Linked DNA regions of Homo sapiens: region 2 is linked to region 1. Evidence: read pairs that join two places in POLR2A ChIA-PET (ENCODE). Cell type or tissue: OCI-LY7. All regions are shown on one strand. Links, peaks and the distances in the headings refer to the core of each region. The heading gives the core; the rest is flanking DNA. Region 1 has its middle 48 kb from the start of CXorf58. Region 2 overlaps ACOT9 (acyl-CoA thioesterase 9).

Region 1 (11,365 bases), core at 1,475-5,474:
CCAACTGTTGTGACGTCATGTTGGTAATTTGAAAACATATATATGTATATATTTCTTGTTGTGTATTAAACTTTTAAAAGTATAACACATCTATAGAAAATCATATAAAATGATTTTACAGTTGAATGCATTATTGTAAGGCAAGACACCTTAGTAACTACCATCCACGTCAGAAGAAAGAGTCATACCTGACCACCCCAGAAACCCTCTACCTGGCCCTGCACCTCGTCTCTTAAGAGTAACTATTCTCCTGGCTTTTATGGTAATCACCTCATTCTTTTATAGTTTCCTCACCTAAGCATGCACCCATACACAATGTAGTTTAATTTTGCCTCTTTTTTTATATGGTTTTTATTTCTTTTTAATCTGTAGGTTCCCTATCCACCTCTTTTTTTCTCCCCCATTACAATTTGTTAATTAAACTGGATCATTCATTCTGTAACATTTCCCATGATCTAGACTTTGCTGATTGAATTCCTTGGTGTAGCTAACACGTAACTCTGTCCTCTGTATTTCCTGTAAATTGGATCTAGAGAATCATTCTTTTCTTCTTCTTCCTTTTTTTTTTTTTTTTTTGAGACAAGTTCTCACTCTGTCGCCCAGGCTGGAGTGCAGTGGCATGATCTCGGCTCACTGCAACCTCCACCTCTCAGGCTCAAGCAATCCTCCCACCTCAGCCTCCCGAGTAGCTGGAACTACAGGCTGTGCCACCATGCCCGGCTGATGTTTGTATTTTTCGTAGAGGCAGGGTTTCACCATGTTGCCCAGGCTGGTCTTGAACTCCTGAGCTCAAGCGATCGGGCCACCTCAGCCTCCCAAGGTATTGGGATTATAGGTGTGAGCCACTGTGTCTGGCCTTAAGAGACTAATTCTTTATTATTAAAAACAGTGACAACAACAAAAATACCAATTCAGTAAATATATGTTGAATATCTACTACATGCCTGAATAGGATAAAAATATGAAGTAATTATTAAGGACATTTATCATTTTAGGCAACTTGACAGGATCTTCTCGGGGGACAAATTGTTACGGTTTACTCTATGCCATTAGCTTGGTCATCAACTCAGGAGATAGCTCAAAAAATGTGTGGGTGAAATACATATTAACTGACAAAGAGACTCCTCATAATAGCACAGAAATAGTGTAGCAGTGCCTTTCTGAAGAAATTATTAACTGCATAACCACTTGTATACAAAAGGTTGTCTATTTTTCAAGGCTGGTTTTAACAATGGTGCATTGACCAAGCACCACTGACAATGATTACAAATTTTGTAGGAACAATTTGCAGGAATTCAGCAATCAAGGATTTTTAAAAAGAAGAGGAATAAATTTTACTACATATTTCTAAATTATCAGAACCTTAAGTTTAAAAAGGACACCGAAGGCTGGGTGCAGTGTCTCAAGCCTGTAATCCCAACACTTTGGGAGGCCGAGGCGGACGGATCACCTGAGGTCAGCGGATCGAGACCAGCCTCGCGAACATGGTGAAACCTTGTCTCTACTAAAAATACAAAAAAAAAAAAAAAAAAAAAAATTAGCCAGGCATGGTGGCGGGTGCTTGTAATCCCAGCTGCTTGGGAGGCTGAGGCAGGAAAATTGGTTGAACCCAGGAAGCAGAAGTTGCAGTGAGCCAAGATCGTGCCACAGCACTCCAGCCTGGGTGACAAGAGTGAGACTCTCTCAAAAAAAATAAAAATAAAATAAAATGAAAAGGACACAGAATAATAAGATTCTATAACCTGATACTCTCTATCACTTTTTCCTATGGTGGACCAATAACACAGTCTCCCTAACCAATGCTAATTATTTGTAGAATAATATTGACAACTTGAAGAAATGTTGATTTGCTTGAAAGCAAACATCAAGGCTTCCTTTTCATAAACAGTATTTGGCTAAAGTATTTTAAGTGTGGCTTAAGTTACAATTGTTTTGTAGCTTATTTTCATAATGTACTGGTGAATGTATATACTGTTTATACAATTAATGAAGTTTTAGAAACATGAAAACTTACTTCACCTCTATTAAGTCTTTGTTTGTAAGTAAGGTGAGTTGCTCAGATTTCTGGACCAGGAAGATGTGAAAGAGTGAAGATCGTCCAAAGTCCAAAAATTTTCAACCCTGATCTATAAATTTACAGTATTATATTGGCTATGATTCATAGAAATCACATTAAGTTTAAAATATTCATGCATATTATTTTTTAAAGTTCTCCAAGAGTAAGTCATTTCCTTCTATATTTTTGGAAAAGTGAATATTCATTTCTCCCTGGTAATATTAAATTATGACAATCTTTAGCATTCAAATTAACCTGTCAAATTATATTCTTCAAAATTCTCCAACATTTGCAGAGCTATGAGAAACTTCTAAAAGGGAAAAATATCAAGATATGGTGGTTATGGACCAGAGTGAAAAAAATAAATACCAAAAATTATACAGTTCCATCATAGGCTATTAAGAAAGAATCAAATACAACCTAAGCATATTTTGGATCAATAATTATTACAGATTTCTATGAATAAAACACCTCCAGTGTTAAAAGACGTTGGATTAGCATTTCCGGAAATCTATGACTAATGCCATTATACTATCTGTCCCAGGGATTTTATTATTACATCATCTCTTGAGAAACTTTAAATATTAATCCATAGGTTATTCTCAGCATGCAACCCATTACCTTTTTTTCTCATTGAGGGTACCTTCTCATTTAGCACAAATAAATTAATGTAATTCTTTTAACATGCTAAAATAAATAGAATAAAATGACGATATTTAAGTTTGCATGAATTTAAAGTGGATAGAAATACTCTATGCAAAGACTGTACCTTGCCACTCTCCTTTTGTCTTCACAGATTATTTCTGAAGGCACAACCTCAAAGGAATATTTTTGAGAAACACACCCCCAGAAATATTCTATAATTTAAGTAATCTTGAAATAAATCACAACATTCACATTTTCCTGCTAAAATCATAGAAATCCTCCTTCGGAAGATAATTTCTCTCATGTGTTAAGGTAATTCTCCTACCCTGCTGTGACACATACTGTGTGTAAGTGGGCTGCCTTTATCCTCTCACCTTTACCACTTCCGAGCACACAGCTTGACTTCTAACTTACCAGCTCATGGACTTCTTTGTTTAGGGCATTCTCCTGTTGCTGGAGCCCACTGCCACTGGTGCTTATGCAAGCAGGCCGGAAGTGCCAGGGAATGAATGCCCCTCTGGTTGCTCTCACTCAATGCCTGAGAGAAGTTGATGTATAAATATCTCAGCTCTTTCTGCCCTGGGTGGAATAACCGAGGTGTATGTGTGTGTTTTGTACTGGTTCTCAGAATGTCCCCAGCACCAGTAAGTTCCAGGAACCCACAGCGGTAACTGACTTAGTAATACATCCTTTATTGGCTGCCTTGCCTTTCTTACTTCCCCGGTAACTTCCCCATTCTACTGTGGCGGTTTCTTTTTGGTTTGTTTTGGTTTTGCACCTTCTAAATAATTATTGTACTTAGAGTGGAATGCTTGCCTCAGGATAGGCTTCTGGGGAAAACCAGAAGACCCTGTTTCTGGTTCATTCTTTCCTCAACATTTGAATTCATTTGTCGTTTCTTGTTTTTATAGTGCAGTGAAGACAGAGAATGTCAACTTTGTTAGGAAATGGCTTTTCAGCTATTTCTGAACAGACTGCCTTCTTTGTACACTGTGTTAAGAATAGTCATTTTATTCCTTTTTTAATCCTCCAACGTATAGAAATCTACCATTGATTTTGGCTACCTGGAGAGAAAAAATGGGGTCTCTGTTGTCTTTATAGTCAAATCAAGGTTCCAGTCAGTACTGGGTGATTTCGAGGGTGTCTTTCAGTTTTAAAATTCTATGAGTTTTAGCACCAATTTTACAGAAACTATTCCAGAAAATTGAAGAGGAGGGAATATTTCCCAACTTGTATTATGAGAAGGTTAAGAATGGTGAAGACTGAATGTCTATAGTATAATTAACAGTAATTTACCAATATCAGTTTCCTGGTTTTGATATACTATGGCTATATAAGATCTCACCACTGGGGGAAACTGCGGGAAGGGCACATGGGGCACTTTGGACTATTTTTGCAACTTCGTATAAGTCTATAGTTATTTCAAAGTAAAATTTTTTTTTTTCGGAGACGGAGTCTCGCCCAGGCTGGAGCGCAGTGGCACGATCTCGGCTCACTGCAACCTCCACCTCCCAGGTTCAAGCACTTCTGCCTCAGCCTCCTGAGTAGCTGGGATGTGCCGCCACGCCCGGCTAATTTTTTGTATTTTAGTAGAGATGGGGTTTCACGGTGTTGCCCAGGCTGGTCTCAAACTCCTGAGCTCAGGCAATCCGCCTGCCTCAGCCTCCCAAAGTACTAGGATTACAGGCATGAGCCACCGCACCGGGCCTCAAAGTAAATTTTTTTTAAAATTCTGAGTTTATGTGATCATAACAGGAGAGGGAAAAGGCACGATAGGTATTGGTTTTAGATTCTTGGCTGCTGTCACTTTACAGGTGATAAAAGTATATAGACTGATAAGAGGTGCCCAAGGGCGATAAAACTATTAAGGCCTGCCTGGGGCTAGAATAGTTACTTCTAGTCTACTGGTTTTTTTCACCACATCACAGTGCCTCATTATCATTCCTGCAAAGGAATGGGAGTGGGATGGGGAGGAAAAGAGGCCTGGCCCACGTACTTTGCTATCCTTTTTGATCTCGCCTCACTTGGCACACTAATAAGACTGAAGCAGGTATACTTACAGGACAAACTGTATTCTTGCCCAGTGAGCCTTTCCCCAACTCACTAACGTGGGCAAAGCTCTCTAATTAGAGAAAAATATATTTAACTCAAAATTAGAAATGGTGTTCTTTAAAATATAATGTCCTAGGACAGTAAGCACGTTAGTGTGAGTTAAAATGTGAATTACACATCATTATAAAACAGTATTCTTGAAGCTTAAAGGAGAATATTTTGTTCTTCCTATTGGGGTGGAAATACTCTCACAGGGCACAACCTTTTCTGCCTTTTCTACTGTTCTTTGTGTTTCTACCTGCTTTTCTGTCTGTATTTTGCCACTATTGGGGGTACATAAAGGTTCATCAACTATGTATTATATAATTATAAAATATCCATCTTTGTCTTATCAAATGTTTGCTGCCATGAATTCTGCTTTGCCTATTATTAAAATTTGCACAACTCTTTCTTTTTCATCAGAATTTGTTTGGTATAGCTTTGCCCAATTTTTTTTATTTTTAGACGGAGTCTTGCTCCGTCGCCCAGGCTGGAGTGCAATGGTGCGATCTCGGCTCACTGCAACCTCTGCCTCCCAGGTTCAAGCAATTCTCCTGCCTCAGCCTCCCAAGTAGCTAGGATTACAGGCTCCTGCCACGATGCCCGGCTAATTTTTGTATTTTTAGTAGAGACGGAGTTTCACCATGTTGGCCAGCCTGGTCTCAAACTCCTGACCTCAGGTGATCCACCTGCCTCGGCCTTCCAAAGTGCTGGGATTACAGGCGTGAGCCACCGTGCCCAGCCCCAAATTTTATTTTTAACATGTGCTTGTCATTTGTGTCTTTGATAAACAGCATATAGCTGTGTTTTTATTTCCTCAATATGAAAGTCTTTTGTCTTTTAAAGAAGAAATTTAACCTATTATGTTTACTGTGACAACTTACTTTTGGTCTTATTTATATTATTTTGTGCTTGCTGCTTCCTGTGTGTTCTTTTTTTTTTGCGGGTGATGGGCGGGGGTTGTTTTTTGAGACAGGGTCTTGTTCTGTTGCCCAGGCTGGAGTGCAGTGGCGCAATCACAGCTCACTGAAGCCCTGATCTCCCAGGCTCCAGTGATCCTCCCACCTCAGCCTCCAAAGTAACACCACCATGCCCAGCTAATTTTTTTGATATTTTGTAAAGCCAAGGTCTTGCTATGTTGCCCAGGCTGGTCTTGAACTCCTGAGCTCAAGCTATCCTTCTGCCTCGGCCTCCCAAAGTGCTGGGATTACAGGCATGAGCCATTGCACCTGGCCCCTATGTGTTCTTGGTGTTTCACTTTTTTCCTTTTCTGACTTTTGCTAGGATTATTCAGTTTCCATTGATCTCTATTTTTCCTCTAGGATTTGTAAGACTTGTATATTATTTGTATTCTGCTGTTATTTTCCTTAATTTCTAATTTTAATTCCATATTTGAAACTATTTACTATTTAAATTAATCACGAGAAGTAAAAATTATCTACATCCACCCCCCCAATGCCCATCAAGAAATTTAACACACTTTAACCCTACCCATATATCAAATATGTTGTTGAAATATCTGTGTTTTAATTTTTTTTTTTTTTTTTTTTTGAGACGGAGTCTCGCTCTTTCGCCCAGGCTGGAGTGCAGTGGCGCGATCTCGGCTCACTGCAAGCTCCGCCTCCCGGGTTCACACCATTCTTCTGCCTCAGCCTCCCAAGTAGCTGGGACTACAGGCGCCCGCCACCACGCCCAGCTAATTTTTCATATATTTTAGTAGAGACGGGGTTTCACCATGTTAGCAAGGATGGTCTCGGTCTCCTGACCTCGTGATACGCCCGCCTCGGCCTCCCAAAGTCCTAGGATTCCAGGCTTGAGCCACCGTGCCCAGCGAGTTTTAATTTTTATATCTTACTTTTTTTCCAAAATTGCTTTTTATCACAATCATATTAAACGGTATGTATATTTATTGCTTTTGTTGGATTCATTGCTTACCAATGTTTCTCATATCTAGAGCTTCATTCTGATTATTTCTTATGGCATTATGTTATTGCTTCCAATTATCTTTTTAGAAAGGGACATGACTCCTGAAATGTCTGAAAATGTTTGCCTTTACACATGAAAAATAGCTGGATCAGGGCGGGGCGTGGTGACTCACGCCTGTAATCCCAGCACTTTGGGAGGCCGAGGTGGGCGGATCACTTGAGCTCAGGAGTTCGAGACCAGCCTGGCCAATATGATGAAACCCCGTCTCTACTAAAAATACAAAAATTAGCCGGCTGTGATGGCAGGAGCCTGTAACCCCAGCTACTCTGGAGGCTGAAACAGGAGAATCGCTTGAACCCGGGAGGCAGAGGTTGCAGTGAGCCGAGATTGTGCCACTGCATTCCAGCCTAGGGCAACAGAGTGAGCCTTGGTCTCAAAAAAAAAAAAAAAAAAAAAAAAAAAAAGGCCAGGCGCAGTGGCTCACGCCTGAAATCCCAGCACTTTGGGAGGCCGAGGTGGGCAGATCACGAGTTCAGGAGATCAAGACCATCCTGGCTAACACAGTGAAACCCTGTCTCTACTAAAACTGCAAAAAATTAGGCGGGCATGGGTGGCACGCGCCTGTAGTCCCAGCTACTCGGGAGGGTGAGGCAGAAGAATTGCTTGAACACAGGGGCGGAGGTTGCAGTGAGCCAAGATCACACCACTGCACTCCAGCCTGGGCAACAGAGCAAGACTCCGTCTTAAAAAAAAAAAAAAAGCTGGATCAGGGGCTAAACTACAGTCACATTTCTTTTCTGACAGAACTCCATTTTTTCTACCATTTGGCTCCAGACTTGAAGTTCCACACTAGCGAAATTAATAATATTTAATAGTATTTTGGTCAGACTGAGATAAGAGATCAACAATGATAATGAACAAAGCAGTATGGTAGTTATTTTAAATGTAATGTTTTCTTATCTTTCATTTATTTCCTTCCTGCCTTTACTAAAACACTCCACATTTCAGCCAAATGTTGAAGTGTATTGATTGAAGAAGCTGAATTATGCAAGTAAAAATAATAATAATTTTCAAAAAGGAAAAAATAATTTAATCCTTTAATCCCTGTTTTTCTGTTTCTGATAATTGATAAATGGTGAGTGCCTAGTCAAGTGCGACTATGGATATCATCTTCCCTTGGAAAATTGGGCCAGGGAAAAATATTCTCAATGCAATGTGAAAATTATAAAATAATTTTTCAAAGTTAACTGCTTTGTTAAGGTAGAATTGACATACAGTATATTATGCATATTGCATGAGGACAATTTGATAAGTTTTGACATATGAAACCATCACCACAGTCAAGATGATGATCCCCATACGTTTTCTCATGCCTCTTTAGTCCCTCTCTTCTGTCTTTCCCAGCCCCCATCTCCAAGTGACCACTCATCTTTCTGTCAGTATAGTTTGCATTTTTGAGAGTTCTATGTAAGTGGAATCAACTAGCATATGCTTTTTTGGCAGGGGGGCCTGGCTTCTTTCATTCAATATAATTATTTTGAGACCCATCTATATCGTTGCATGTATCAAAAGTTCATCTAGGTTGCATTCCATTGTTTCAATATACCACAATTTGTTTATCCATTCACCTGTCAATGGACATTTGGGTTATTTCCAGTTTTTGACTATTGCAAATAAAACTATTTTGAGCATTTATGAGCAGTCTTTGTGTGGATGTAGACTTTCATTTCTCTTGATATTGTCAATCTTTTATATTTTAGCCATTCTAGTAGGTATGAAGTAGTATCTCACTGTGGTTTAATATTCATTTCCTTAATGACTAAGGATGATAAGCATCTTTTCATACGCTTATTTCCCATTTGTATATTTTATTTGGTGAAGTGTCTTTAAATATTTTGCACGTTTTTTTGGCTGAGTTGTTTGTGTTATTAATGACTTTTGAGAATTCTATATGTATTCTGCTTACAATTCCTTTATCAGAGATACGTTTTGCAAATATTTTTCTCCCAATGTGTTTTTTTTTCTTCCTTTTCTCAATAATGTTTTTTCAAAAAGCAGCAGTTCTTAGTTTTGGTGAAGTCCAACTTATCAGTTTTTTACAAATTGTCCTTTCAGTGTCAGAAATAAGAAGTCTTTGTCTAACCAGATCAAAAAGATTTTCCTCTGTGTCTTCTTCTAAAAGTTTTATTGTTTTAAATTTTATATTTAGGTTCATAATCCATTTTTAGTTCTGTTTTGTACATAATGTGAGGTATGCAAGAAGGTCCTTTGGCTTGCCTGTGATGTTCAGTGGCTCCAGCAACATTTGTTGAAGAGATTATCTTTTTAAAAATTGCCTTCTTGGGCCTGGCACGGTGGCTCATGCCTGTAATCCCAGCACTTTGGGAGGCAGAGGCAGGCGGATCACCTGAGGTTGGGGGTTCGAGACCAGCCTGACCAACATAGAGAAACCCCATCTCTACTAAAAATACAAAATTAGCCGAGCATGGTAGCACATGCCTGTAATCCCAGCTACTCAGGAAGCTGAGGCAGGAGAATCACTTGAACCCAGGAGGCAGAGGTTGCGGTGAGCCAAGATTGCGCCACTGCACTCCAGCCTGGGCAGCAAGAAACTCCGTCTCAAAAAAAAAAAAAAATTGCCTTTGCATTCTTGCCAAAAAATCAATTGACCATGTATGTGTGGGTCTATGTCTGGACTCTGTTCCAGATCTATGGGTCTGTCCTTTTGCCAGTACCACACTGTCTTAATTACTCTAGTTTTATAGTACATCTTGAAATCACGTACTGTGAGTTCTCTAACTTTGCTCTTCTTTTTCAAAATTGTTTTGACTATTCTAGTTCCTTTGCTTTATCATGTAAATTTTAAAGCCACCTTGACAATTTCTACAAAAAAATCTCTCTGGGATTTTGGTTAGGGTTGCATTGAATCTATTAATCAATTTGGGATGAATCAACATTGTATTATCTATCACTGCATTACCAATTAGCCCAAAATTTAGCAGCCTACAACATCAAATATTTATTATCTCACAGATCCTGTGCGTCAGGAATCTGGGTGCAGCTTAGCTCAGTGCCTCTGTCTCAAGGTTTCTCACAAGGTTGCAAGCAATCAAGTTGTCAGCCAGGGCTGAGATGAAGGCTCAACTGGGGGAGGTTCTGCTTCCAAACTCACTCATGTGGTTGTTGGCAAGATTCAGTTCCTTGCTGACTATTGGCTGAAGGCCTCCCTCAGTTCCTTGACTTGTGGGCCTCTCTGTAAAGCACCTCACTACATGGCAGCTAGCTTTCCTCAGAACAAGAGTGTGAAAGAGTGCTCAAGGCAAAAGCCATAGACTCTTTGCAACCTAATCGAGGAAGTGACATTTCATCATTTTTGCCTATTCCGTTCGTTACAAGTGCATGACTAGGTCCAGGCCACCCTTATGGGGAGAGGATTACACAAGGGCATGAATATCAGAAGGCAGGGATCACTGGGGACCATTTTAAAGGCTGCCTGCCGCAGACATCTTAACAGTGAGTCTTCCACTTTAGGAGCACAATATATCATTTATTTAGGTCTTCTTTGATTTTTTCATTGATGTTTTGTAGTTTTCCGTGCACACACCTTGCACATATTTTATAGGAATTATGCCTAAAGATTTCATATTTCTGGTGCTACTGTAAATGGCACTGCTTTAAAATTTCAATTTCGAATTGTTTATTGCGAGTATACAAAAATACAATTGATTTGTATATTGGCTTTATATCCTGTGACCTTGATTAGCCCACTTACTGGTTTGAGTAGCTTTTTTTGTAGACTCTTTGGGTTTTTCTACATAGACTGGTTGTTAATAGAAATGGTTTTGTTTCTTCTTTTCTGATTTGTATGCCCTTTGTTTCATTTTCTTGCCTATTTTACTGGCTAGGACTTCCAATACAATGTTGAATATTGATCACTTGTTTTTTTTTTTTTTTGAGATGGAGTCTCACTGTCACCCAGGCTGGAGTGCGGTGCCGCGATCTCAGCTCACTGCAACCTCTGCCTCCCAGGTTCAAGTGATTCTCCTGCCTCAGCCTCTTGAGTAGCTAGGATTACAAGCACCCGCCACCACAGCTGGCTAATTTTTGTATTTTTAGTAGAGACGGGGTTTTGCCATGTTGGCCAGGCTGGTCTTGAACTCCTTACCTCAGGTGATCTGCCTGCCTTGGCCTCACAAAGTCTTGGGATTACGGGCATGAGCCACCATGCCTGGCAATGATCACTATTCTTTCATCCCAGAGGTTCCAGCTAGAATCATGTTTATCCTTTTGGGATATATTATTTCTTTCTTTCTTTTTTTTTTTTTTTTGAGTCAGAGTTTTGCTGTTGTTGCCCAGGCTGGAGTGCAATGGCATGATCTCAGCTCACCGCAACCTCTGCCTCCCAGTTTCAAGCGATTCTCCTGCCTCAGCCTCCCGAGTAGCTGGGATTACAGGCATGCACCACCACGCCTGGCTAATTTTATATTTTTAGTAGAGATGGGGTTTCTCCATGTTGGTCAGGCTGGTCTCGAACTCCCAACCTCAGGTGAGCTGCCCATCTCGGCCTCCCAAAGTGCTGGGATTACAGGCTTGAGCCACCAGGCCTGGCGTTTTTTTTGTTTGTTTGTTTGTTTGTTTGTTTGTTTC
Region 2 (11,365 bases), core at 5,955-9,954, 230 kb before region 1:
GTGAAACCCCGTCTGCACTAAAAATACAAAAAAATTAGCCGGGCATGGTGGTAGGCACCTGTAGTCCCAGCTACTTGGGAGGCTGAGGCAGGAGAATGGCATGAACCCAGGAGACGGAGCTTGCAGTGAGCCGAGATCGCACCACTGCACTCCAGCCTGGGTGACAGAGCAAGACTCCGTCTCAAAAAAAAAAAAAAAAAAAAAAAGACTGTAGGCAGATCATAGCAGCAACCCAGCAATGTTTTGTTTTTAAAACAGTATTACTGGCTGGGCACGGTGGCTCACGCCTGAAATCCCAGCACTTTGGGAGGCGAGGGCGGGTGGATGGCTTGAGTCCAAGAGTTCAAGACCAGCCTGGGCAACATGGTAAAACCCCGTCTCTACTAAAAATACAAAAATTAGCCAGGCATGGTGACACACATCTGTAGTCCCAGCTACTTGGGAGGCTGAGGCATGAGAATCACTGGAACCCGAGGGGCAGAGGTAGCAGAAAGCTGAGATCGCGCCACTACACTCCAGCCTGGGAGACAGAGTGACACTGTCTCAAACAAACAAAATAAAACAGTATTACTGTCAGTTACATCAAACATGGGAATTGAAAGATTCAATCACTTGCATATAGTACTGAATAAAAAAAATACTTATTTTGACAAATAACTACTACAGAGCTAGCTTCAGGCTTTTTCTGAAAGTGTGAAAGTTTATTTCACCAAAAGGTGAAATGCTTCATCATTCCATAGCAGGAAAAAATGCATCTGAATAATAGGTCTACTGCAGTGGCCCCCAACCTTTTTTGCACCAGGGACCAGTTTTGTGGTATACAATTTTTCCACGGAATGGGGTGGGCTGGGGGGGATGGTTTTGGGATGAAACTGCTCCGCCTCAGATCATCGGGCACTAGATTCTCCTAAGGAGTGTGCAACCTAGATCCCTCACATGCGCAGCTCACGATAGGGTTCGTGCTCCTATGAGAATCTAATGCCGCTGCTGATCTGACAGGAGGCGGAGCTCAGGTGGTAATTCTCTCTTGCCCACAGCTCACCTCCTGCTATGTAGCCCATGGCCCGGGGGTTGGGGACCCCTGGTCTACTCAATACCCTGGCATAAATGAATAAGTCATTTTTTTTTTTTTGAGACGGAGTCTCGCTCTGTCGCCCAGGCTGGAGAGCAGTGGTGTGATCTCGGCTCACTGCAAGCTCCGCCTCCTGGGTTCACGCCATTCTCCTGCCTCAGCCTCCCATAGCTGGGATTACAGGCACCCGCCACCACGCCCGGCTAATTTTTTTATTTTTAGTAGAGACAGGGTTTCACCGTGTTAGCCAGGATGGTCTCGATCTCCTGACCTGGTGATCTGCCCGCCTTGGCCTCCCAAAGTGCTGGGATTACAGGCGTGAGCCACCGCGCCCAGCCAGTCATTCTTAAATAAGTTTTCCACAATGAAATCTTGGACATACACTGAATCATTTTATTTCTGTGTTGTTATCCTCTTTGAGGTACTTTTTCTTGTCAAATTTCTTCAATTGTTTGTAATAGCTATTCTGAGTTTTACTCATCAGATTAGCTGTTCCTAACTACTGTAATAGCTCAAATGACTGTTAAGGGCCCAACTGTGTCCCCCAAAAAGACATGTGGAAATCCTAACCCCCATAACTGTGAACGTGACTGTATTTGGAAATAGAGTCGTTGCAGACATAATTAGTTAAGATGAGGTCATGCCGGAGTAGCGTGGGCCCTTAATCCAGTATGATTAGCAGCATCCTGACAAGAGACACCAGAGAGACAGAGACACATGAGAGAACACCATGTGATGACGGAGGCAGAGACTGAATGAAGTGCTACAGCTGGAAGCCAAGGAACGCTAGGGATTGCCAGCAAACCACCAGAAGCAAGAAACAGACAAGGAAGGCTTCTCTCTTACAGGTTTTAGAGGGAACATGCCTCTGCTGACACCTTGATTTTGGATTCGTAGCCTCCAAACTGTGAGTCAATACATTTTCTGTTTTTATGCCACCAGTTTATGGTACTTTGTGGTACCGCTGCCCCTTGGAATCCACGCAGGATTGGTTCCAGAACTCCCTACCACCACCCGCCAATACCAAAATCCACAGATGCTCAACTCCCCTATATAAAATGGGGTCATATTTACATAAAACCTATGCACCTCCTCCTGTGTACTTTAAATTATCTCTGGATTACTTATAATACCTAATACAATATAAATGCCATATAAATAGTTGTTTTAAGGCCAGCCATGCCTGTAATCCCAGCATTTGGGGAGGCTAAGGTGGGAGGACCACATGAGGCCAGAAGTTCAAGACCAGCCTGGGCAACATGGTGAAACTCCATATCCATTTCTCTATTTTTATTTATTTATTTATTTATTTTTTGAGACGAGTCTCACTCTGTTGCCCAGGCTGGAGTGCAGTGGCGCAATCTCAGCTCACTGCAACCTCCACCTCCTGGGTTCAAGCGGTTCCCAACCCTCAGCCTCCTAAGTAGCTGAGATTACAGGCGTGCACCACCAAGCCTGGCTAATTTTTGTATTTTTTAAATAGAGACAGGGTTTCACCATATTGGCCAGGCTGGTCTCAAACTCCTGGCCTCAAGTGATCTGCCCACCTCAGCCTCCCAACGTGGTGGGATTACAGGCGTGAGCCACTGCACCCAGCCCCATCTCTATTTTTTTAAAAAAATGGTTGTTATACTGTATTGTGTTTTATTTATATTATTTTTCACTGTTTTTTTCCAAACATTTTCAATCCATGGTTGGTTGAATCTGTGGATGTGAAATCTACAGACACAGAGGGCCAACTGTACAGCAGTCCTGGGAAATGAATACAGTAATCAATTCCATTCACTCCTACCATAACACAGACTTCTGTGAAATTCTCCTAGGCAGAACCAGAAACAAACACCTTAACATGGACTTGTATATGATTAGAAATAAATATTAAATATAAACACCAAATAGTACGTCAGGCTTTGTCCACAAGGAGGATATTAATAACCCACCATCCATATGACATGAGCTTTCAACTGTTTTTCTAGAAGCAGTGAGCAACATACCTGTCTACAGATACATAGGTAAATAAGCTTTTCTTGCATGGAGACTAGCTGGTTTTACTTAAACAGTGGACAATCTTCAGGCGCATATTTACCTGGAACATTTGCATCTTCACTTCCATGGATGTCTTCCCGACCCAGCTAACATGGCCACTGAACTTAATGTCCTGTTCTGGGCTCAAGCTCTTCTTACACATATCTGCAAAACAGAAGTCAATCAGGGTCCAAGTCATACCAAAAATTTTCTGTTCTGTAAATATGAACAATTAGAAATTATGGCAAATTCCACTACATTTCTTTTTTGTCTTCAAAACTAAAATAACTTTTTTGACACGCAGAAGAAATCTACATGTGTTTTTGAAAAATGTAGAAAAAGCAAAGAATATAAAAAATAAAACTGGAATCATGCAAAACCCACCTAATTATAATAAATATCTTGGTATACAGCATTCTAGACATTTTCATATGCATATATACATTAAAATTCCCCATAAAGGGCTAGGCACGGTGGCTCATGCCTGTAATCCCAGCACTTTGGGAGGCCGAGGCAGGTGGATCACCTGAGGTCAGGAGTTTGAGACCAGCCTGGCCGACATGGTGTAATCCCATCTCTACTAAAAATACAAAAATTAGCCGGGCGTGGTGGCACATGCCTGTAATCTCAGCTACTCGGGAGGCTGAGGCAGGAGAATTGCTTGAACCTGGGAGGCGAAGGTTGCAGTGAGCCAAGATCGTGCCATTACACTCCGGCCTGGGTGACAAGAGCAAAACTCCGTCTCAAAAAAAAAAAAAATTCCCATAAAAGGAGAGTACGTCCTGTAATCTCAATAATATCTTGAAATTACTAAGAATTCTAAGTATGCATAGAAAATGATATCACTTACCAATCTTATCCACCAGGGCTGTAACTATCGATAAAGGAGACATCTTGGCGGAGTGGATTTTGTTGTGCATGTAACAAATAAGAACTGCAGGGAAACAGGAGTGTACCAAATTTTAAAAAGGCAGAATTATTTCCCAACATTTAAAATTTCCTCCCTGAGATCCATGAAAAGCCTTGTCTCGCTTGGAAGATCCAGCCCCTAATATTCCATTGATCATCTTATCCTAGGATCAAACACTTTTATAAATTGAAGGATTTGGGAGATCCTCCAATCTGACTGCCCCCTCAATTTTAAGATTTGGTGAAGAAATCAAAGCCCGAAGCAAGCCCAGACCCACCAGACAGCTTGTTACCACTCCACAGAGACTCAGTGCCCAAATCAGAGTAAGAACTCAGCACATGAGTCTGACAGTATCAAACATCTTCAGGAAAGAGAAACAAAGCACAAGGACTTGGCTACCTGTTTTCCTCCTGGCTTTGTCCTAATTAATCATGAAACAATTATTTCACTCAGTTATCCCTCCTTCCCCATAACACCCTTGACTCCTATACCACCCTGTGGTTATCTGTATACTTTCCATATTTTAACAAGCATTTATATGTGCCATGCATGGTTCATGCACCTTACAGATATCAACTCATTTAAAGTCGTATAATTATACGTTGGGCCGGGCGCGGCGGCTCAGCCTGTAATCCCAGCACTTTGGGAGGCCAAGGCAGGCGGATCACGAGGTCGAGAGATCGAGACCATCCTGGCTGACATGGTGAAACCCCATGTCTACTAAAAATACAAAAATTAGCCGGGCGTGGTGGCGTCCCAGTTACTCAGGAGGCTGAGGCAGGAGAATCAATTGAACCCAGGAGGCAGAGGTTGCAGTGAGCCGAGATCGTACCACTGCACTCCAGCCTGGCAACAGAGCAAGACTGTCTCAAAAAAAAAAAAAAAAAAAAAAAAGTTGTATGATTATATGTTGATTGGCTCCCTGCTTCCCCCATGATCCATTCAAATTTGTATCACAAACTCTCAGACAAGATATGTGGCTCAATAAATACTTGTTGAGTAAGTGTAAATCCTTCCATCTATGCACCTGCTAAAGGACACACTGGGGGAATGATAGGCTAAAGGCAATAAACTCCATTTAAAAGTCTTTGTCCAGCAAAGAAATCAGATGGCTCCAACCTATGGCAACAGGAGTAGAAATGAAAAGACTATGAGTTAAGAAGAAGGTAAACCTGAGAAGACTTGAATAAATTCAGTTTTCTAGCTTGCATAGGTAAGCGTGGTGTACTAGTCACTGAAAAAGAGAAGAGAGACTGGGCACAGTGGCTCATGCCTGTAATCCCAACACTTTTAGAGGCGAAGGCAGGAAGATCACTTGAGCCTAGGAGTTCAAGACCAGCCCAGGCAACACAGCAGAGACTCCATCTCTACCAAAAACACAAAAGTTAGCCAGGTGTGGTGGCACATGCCTGTAGTCCCAGCTACTCGGGAGATAGGTAGGAGGATTGCTTGAACCCAGGAGGTCAAGACTGTAGTTAGCCATGATCATGCCGCTACACTCCAGCCTGAACAACAGAGTAAGACTCTGTCTCAAAATAAAAAGAGAATATAGGAAGAAAAGAATGGGCCATTTTCAATGCGTTGAATTTGAAGAGCCTATGGCACATCCAAATGAAGGTATTGGGGAGGGCACAGTTGTTCACACCTGTAATCCTAGGGCTTTGCAAGGCCATAGCAGGAGGATCACGTGAGCCCAGAGCTTGAGACTAGCCTGGGCAACAGAGTGAGACCCCTGTCTCTACAAAAAACTTTAAAAATTAGGCCAGGCATGGTGGATCAAGCCTGTAATCCCAGCACTTTGGAAGACAGAGGCAGATGGATCACTTGAGCCCAGGAGTTCCAGACCAGCCCAGGCAACATGGTGAGATCCCGTCTCTACAGTAAAATACAAAAATTAGCCAGGCATGGTGGCGTGTGCCTGTGGTCCCAGCTACTTGAGAGGCTAAGATGGGAGGATGCTTGAGCCCGAGATGTCGAGGATACAGTGAGTGGTGATCGCACCACTGGACTCCACCCTGGGTGACAGAGCAAGACCCTATTCCAAAAAAACAAAACAAATTAGCCAGGCATGGTGCAGTGTGCCTATAGTCCCAGCTACTCAGGAGGCTGAGGCAGAAGGAACACTTGAGCCCGCAAGTTTAAGGTTGCAGTAGGCTATGATTTTACCACTGCACTACAGCCCGGGCAACAGAGTGAGACTGTCTCTAAAAAAGAAAAATAAATCTAGTAGCTAAGAGGAAAAATTGATTGAAACTCAGAAAAGCAGGCCAGAAAATGTAGCTTTGTAAGTATTCAGCATACTGATAGCAACTGAAACACTGGGAGTAGATGAGTTTATAGAGAATCTGCAACGTCAACCCAAAAAAGGGCAGAAGGGAAGGGTAGAGAAGAGACGGAGGAAAATGTAATATAAATGTAGTTTTTACCACTGATCAGTACACTTAAAAATGATAAAGATGAGCCAGGCGCGGTGGCTCACACCTGTAATCCCAGCACTTTGGGAGGCCGAGGTGGGGGGATCACCTGAAGTCACGAGTTTGAGACCAGCCTGACCAACATGGCAAAACCCCATCTCTACTAAAGATACAAAAATTAGCTGGGCGTTGTGGTAGATGCCTGTAATCCCAGCTACGTCGAAAGCTGAGGCAGGAGAACTGCTCGAACTCGAGAGGCAGAGGTTACAGTGAGCCGAGATGGTGCCACTGCACTCCAGTCTAGGTGACAGAGTGAGACTCTGTCTCAAAAAAAAAAAAAAAAAAAGATAAAGATGGTAAATTTTATATTTTAACCTCAACTGAAAAAATAGGGCTGGGCGCAGTGGCTCACACCTGTAATCCCAACACTTTGGGAGGCCGAGGTGGGGGGATCCCTTGAGTCCAGCAGTTTGGGACCAGCCTGGGCAACATGGCAGACCTTGTCTCTACTAAAAATCAAAAAAATTAGCTGGGCATGGTGGTGTGCACCCGTAGTCCCAGCTACTCAGGAGGCTAAGGCAGGAGGACTGCTTGAGCCAGGAGGTCAAGGCTACAGTGAGCTGTGATCACGCCACTGCACTCCAGCCTGGGTGACAGAGTGAGACCCTGTCTCAAAAACTAAATAAATAATTTTAAAAGATTTAACAATTTTATTGTTAAATTTTAAAATGCCTTAAAATTTAATTAATATGAACAAATTATAAAATTCAAAAGGCCGGGCGCAGTGGCTCACGTCTGTAATCCCAGCACTTTGGGAGGCCGAGGCGAGTGGATCACCTGAGGTCAGAAGTTCGAGACCAGCCCGGCCAACATGGTGAAACCCCGTCTCTACTAAAGATACAAAAAATTAGCCGGGCGTGGTGGTGTGTGCCTGTTATCCCAGCTACATGGGAGGCTGAGGCAGGAGAATCCCTTGAACCCGGGAGATGGAGGATGCAGTGAGCTGAGATAGCGCCATTGCACTCCAGCCTGGGCAACAAGAGCGAAACTACAGCTCAAAAAAAATAAATAAACAAAATAAAATAAAATAAATTCAAAAAATAATCAGTTTTTGAAAGGGCAGAAGACAAAACCCTGGGGATAACCTACATTTAAGGGATCAACAGAAAAAGAGGAACCTACAAAGGGGACTACAAAAGAGCAGCCAGAGAAGCAGAAGGAAATGTCACCAAAGCCCAAGGATGGGCTGGACGATATAAGAAGCCACAAAGGGGTCAGGTCAGCCCTGAAAAGTATCCATTCAACTGTGCAGTAAAGGGGCCAATGGCGAGCTTGGCAAGAGCAGATTCAATGGCGTGGAGGAGCAGAAGCCGGAACACAGCCGACCGGGAAATGTTTAATTAACAGGAAGTTAGCATAAAGAGGCAATGAGAGCAGGTGATTTTCTAGGTTCTTTTCAGAAAGTGAGCTATGAAGTAAGGAAGAAAGTGTGAGGTGTTATAAGGAAAGAGGATTTTTTACTTATCTTTTTTTTTTTTTTTGACTCAGAGCCTCACTCTGTCACCCAGGCTGGAATGCAGTGGTGCGATCTCAGCTCACTGCAGCCTCCACCTCCCGGGTTCAAGCCATTCTCCTGCCTCAACCTCCTGAGTAGTTGGGACTACAGGCACATGCCACTACACCCGGCTAATTTTTGTGTTTTTGAGACAGAGTCTCGCTCTGTTGTCCAGGCTGGAGTCTATCTCAGCTCACTGCAACCTCTGCCTCCCAGGCTCAAGCGATTCTCGTGCCTCAGCCTCCCGAGTAGCTGGGATTACAGGCACGCACCACCACGCCCGGCTACTTTTTGTAGTTTTAGTAGAGACGGGGTTTCACCATATTGCCCAGGCTGGTCTCGAACTCCTGGCCTCAAGTGATCCACCCGCCTCGGCCTCCCAAACTACTGGGATTACAGGCGTAAGCCACCCTGCCCGGCCTATTTTTCATTTTAAGATGGAAGAACCTTGAATATGTTTATAACTTGAGGGAAAAGTGAAGTTGAGAAAAGGCTCAGGAAATGAGGGAGAAAGCCAAGTGATAAGGCAGTTCCTTGAAGAAATAGAAGGAATAGAATCAAGTGAACAGGTTAAAGGGACTGGCCATCAACAGAAGTTAATGAGCAAGAAAGAGGGTAGTGGCAGGGGAGTTTGTATATATAAGGACACCTAAGCAAACCAAAGTCAATCAGGCTGTAGTGCAGTGGTGTCACCACAGCTCACTGCAGCCTCGACTTCCTGGGCTGAAGCAATCCTCCCACCTCAGTCTTCTGAGTAGCTGGAACTACTAGTGCATGCCACCATGCCCAGCTAATTTTTTGGGTTTTGTAGAGATGGGGACTCACTATGTTTCCCAGGCTGGTCTCAAAGTCTTGGCCTCAAGCGATCCTCCTGCCTCGATCTCCCAAAGTGCAAGGATTACAGGTGTGAGCCACTGTGCCCAGCCAAGAATTTTTAACTGGGTTTATTTAATCTAGAGAAAAGTAGTTGCTAGGCGTAAGCTTAACAACAAGCTTGTATCTATATTTTAAAAGTTAGGGCCTGGCATGGTGGCTCACACCTGTAATCCCAGCACTTTGGGAGGCCGAGGCAGGCAGATCACCTGAGGTCAGGAGTTTGAGACCAGACTGGCCAACATGGTGAAACCCCGTCTCTACTAAAAATACAAAAATTAGCCAGATGTGATGGCGGGTGCCTGTAATCCCAGCTGTTCAGGAGGCTGAGGCAGGAGAATCGCCTGAACCCAGAGGCAGAAGATGCAATGAGCCAAGATCGGACCACTCTACTCCAGGCCGGGCAACAAGAGTGAGACTCTGTCTCAAAAAAAAAAAAAAAGGCCAGGCACGGCGGCTCACACCTGTAATCAGAACTTTAGGAGGCTGAGGCAGGAAGATCCTTTGAGCCCAGGAGTTCACGAAAAACCTGGGCAACACAGGGAGACCCCATCTCTATAAAAAAATAGTTTTTTAAACAATATATTAGAACCCTTTTTCAGACCCTTTCCCAACCATTCAGCCCAAATATCATTAGGTGGGAGCAAGTAAGGTAACCTAGAGTAGGGTGCTGGCATCCAAGCACGGTGAGGAGGACATCCTTGCAGAGAGGCTGCAAGAGTGATGGCAGAGCATGTCACAGCTTGAGCACAATGAAGAGGGTGAGCCTGCAGAGGGGGACCTGGTGTGGGGTACCAGAGCCCAGGTAAGGTGAGGGGAGCATCCATGATGCATGAGGGGTGGCAGCCATAGGAAATTGGTCACATACAGCGGAACTGATTAAATAAGTCAATATATTAAGGAGAATGGAGCCAGTTGGAGAAGGGAATTACAAATATGGAAAGGAAGGAAATGAGAATGAACCCCGTGGTGGCTGAACTGGAATTGGAGCTATCAGTGCGATCCCATGGTTTTCATACATACATCTGTACAAAGATTTAGAAATAACATATATGTACGTATATGCACATATATTTCCCAGCTCCTCCACTAAGAGGGTATGGGAGCAGTGATACCCAGGAATAATGACCACTCCCAACGCACATATCTCCATTTCAAAATATCATCCTCCACTTCAAAATATCATTCTCCATTTCAAAAAAGGGCTCCTTGGAGATGTGGGTGATTCTAGGACTGGGGCAGGGAAAAGCATAAGATGAGCCTAGAATATTTTATTGTGCCAGAAAGTGAGAAAGTGCTCAAAGAATAATGGGGACACATCAAAGAAAACCACACAGAAGCTAGCCTGAAGGGACTGGGACACTCCTGGGATCATGTGAACATCAAATAGATGATAGTAACATATTATAGTCCATTCAGTAACATAGGAATTCCTGAGTCCATACTGATTTAAAAATAATGAATTGAAAGTCTGATGAAGGTCTCAAAGTTACCTGCCACCCCCCCCCACATAAGGTACTTATTAATTACAAAGGGGAAAAGAGTAACTTTACAGTGAAGAACAGTGGCAGACATCATCGTCATCCAGTAAGCAAAGCTGATATCATCAGTAATGAGACAAATCAAAACCATGCACCACTTGATAGGATACAATAAGAACAGAGCATCCCTTCTGTGACATTCCTGCCAGAGATGCATAACCCAAAGCTAATCATGAGGAAGCACCACACAGACCCAAATTGAGGGACAATACACAAAAGAACCATGTCAAAGTCACGAAAGTCAAAGAAAGATTAAGGAACTAGTCCTGACATGACAATTAAATCAACATATGATTCAGAACTGGATCCTTCTGCTATGAAGGACCACTGGCAAAAGTTGAATGGGACCTGAGGATTAGACAGTATGACACATCAGTGTTAATTTCCTGATTTTTTATGGTTGTTTTGTAGTTATGTAGAAGAATGTCCTTGTTTGTAGGAAAGACATATTCAAATATTTGGGGGTGATGTGGCATCATGTCAGCCACTTATTCTCACATAATTCAGGGACAAAAAATTTTTTTCTTTTTTATTTTTGAGACGGAGTCTCACTCTGTCGCCCAGGCTGGAGTGCAGTGGCGCGATCTCGGCTCAATGCAACCTCCACCTCCCAGGTTCAAGTGATTCTCCTGCCTCAGCCTCCTGAATAGCTGGGACTACAGGCGTATGCCACCACGCCTGGCTAATTTTTTGTATTTTTAGTAGAGATGGGGTTTCACCATGTTAGCCAGGATGGTCTCGATCTCCTGACCTTGTGATCTGCCTGCCTCAGCCTCCCAAAGTGCTGGGATTATAGGCGTGAGCCACCGCGCCTGGCCACAGAAAAATTCTTTATACTGTATTTGCAACTTTTCTGTAAGTTTAAGACTTTCTTTTTTTAAAGTTACTAGTAAGAAAGATTATTCAGACTATACCTCCATTAAATAGGAATCTACATTTATAAGAAAAAAATTATGACAATTCAGAAGTAGTAGA

The links. Peaks named below come from ENCODE experiments on the same cell type or tissue, not always from the same donor. Only the 100,000 strongest peaks of a DNase experiment are listed, where the experiment ranks them.
Region 2: POLR2A ChIA-PET joins it to region 1 with 5 read pairs; 4 of 35 experiments call an interaction of 5 or more read pairs at or near these places.

Annotation. Positions count from the first base shown.
Region 1 is chrX:23,949,988-23,961,352 of GRCh38, forward strand. No RefSeq gene overlaps it. Among named protein-coding and RNA genes, the nearest start is that of CXorf58, 48 kb to the left of the region's middle. RefSeq lists enhancers at 2,606-3,144, 3,145-3,682. In OCI-LY7, for the core only: CTCF peaks have their summits at 4,036 and 4,235; DNase peaks (open chromatin) are centred at 3,374 and 4,054; H3K4me3 peaks cover 964 bases; H3K27ac peaks cover 1,133 bases.
Region 2 is chrX:23,718,723-23,730,087 of GRCh38, forward strand. ACOT9 (acyl-CoA thioesterase 9) reads right to left here. Exons shown (of 16, transcript NM_001037171.2): 7 at 3,948-4,031; 8 at 3,159-3,262. Among named protein-coding and RNA genes, the nearest start is that of ACOT9, 19 kb to the right of the region's middle. In OCI-LY7, for the core only: no CTCF peak of the experiment used is centred there; no DNase peak of the experiment used is centred there.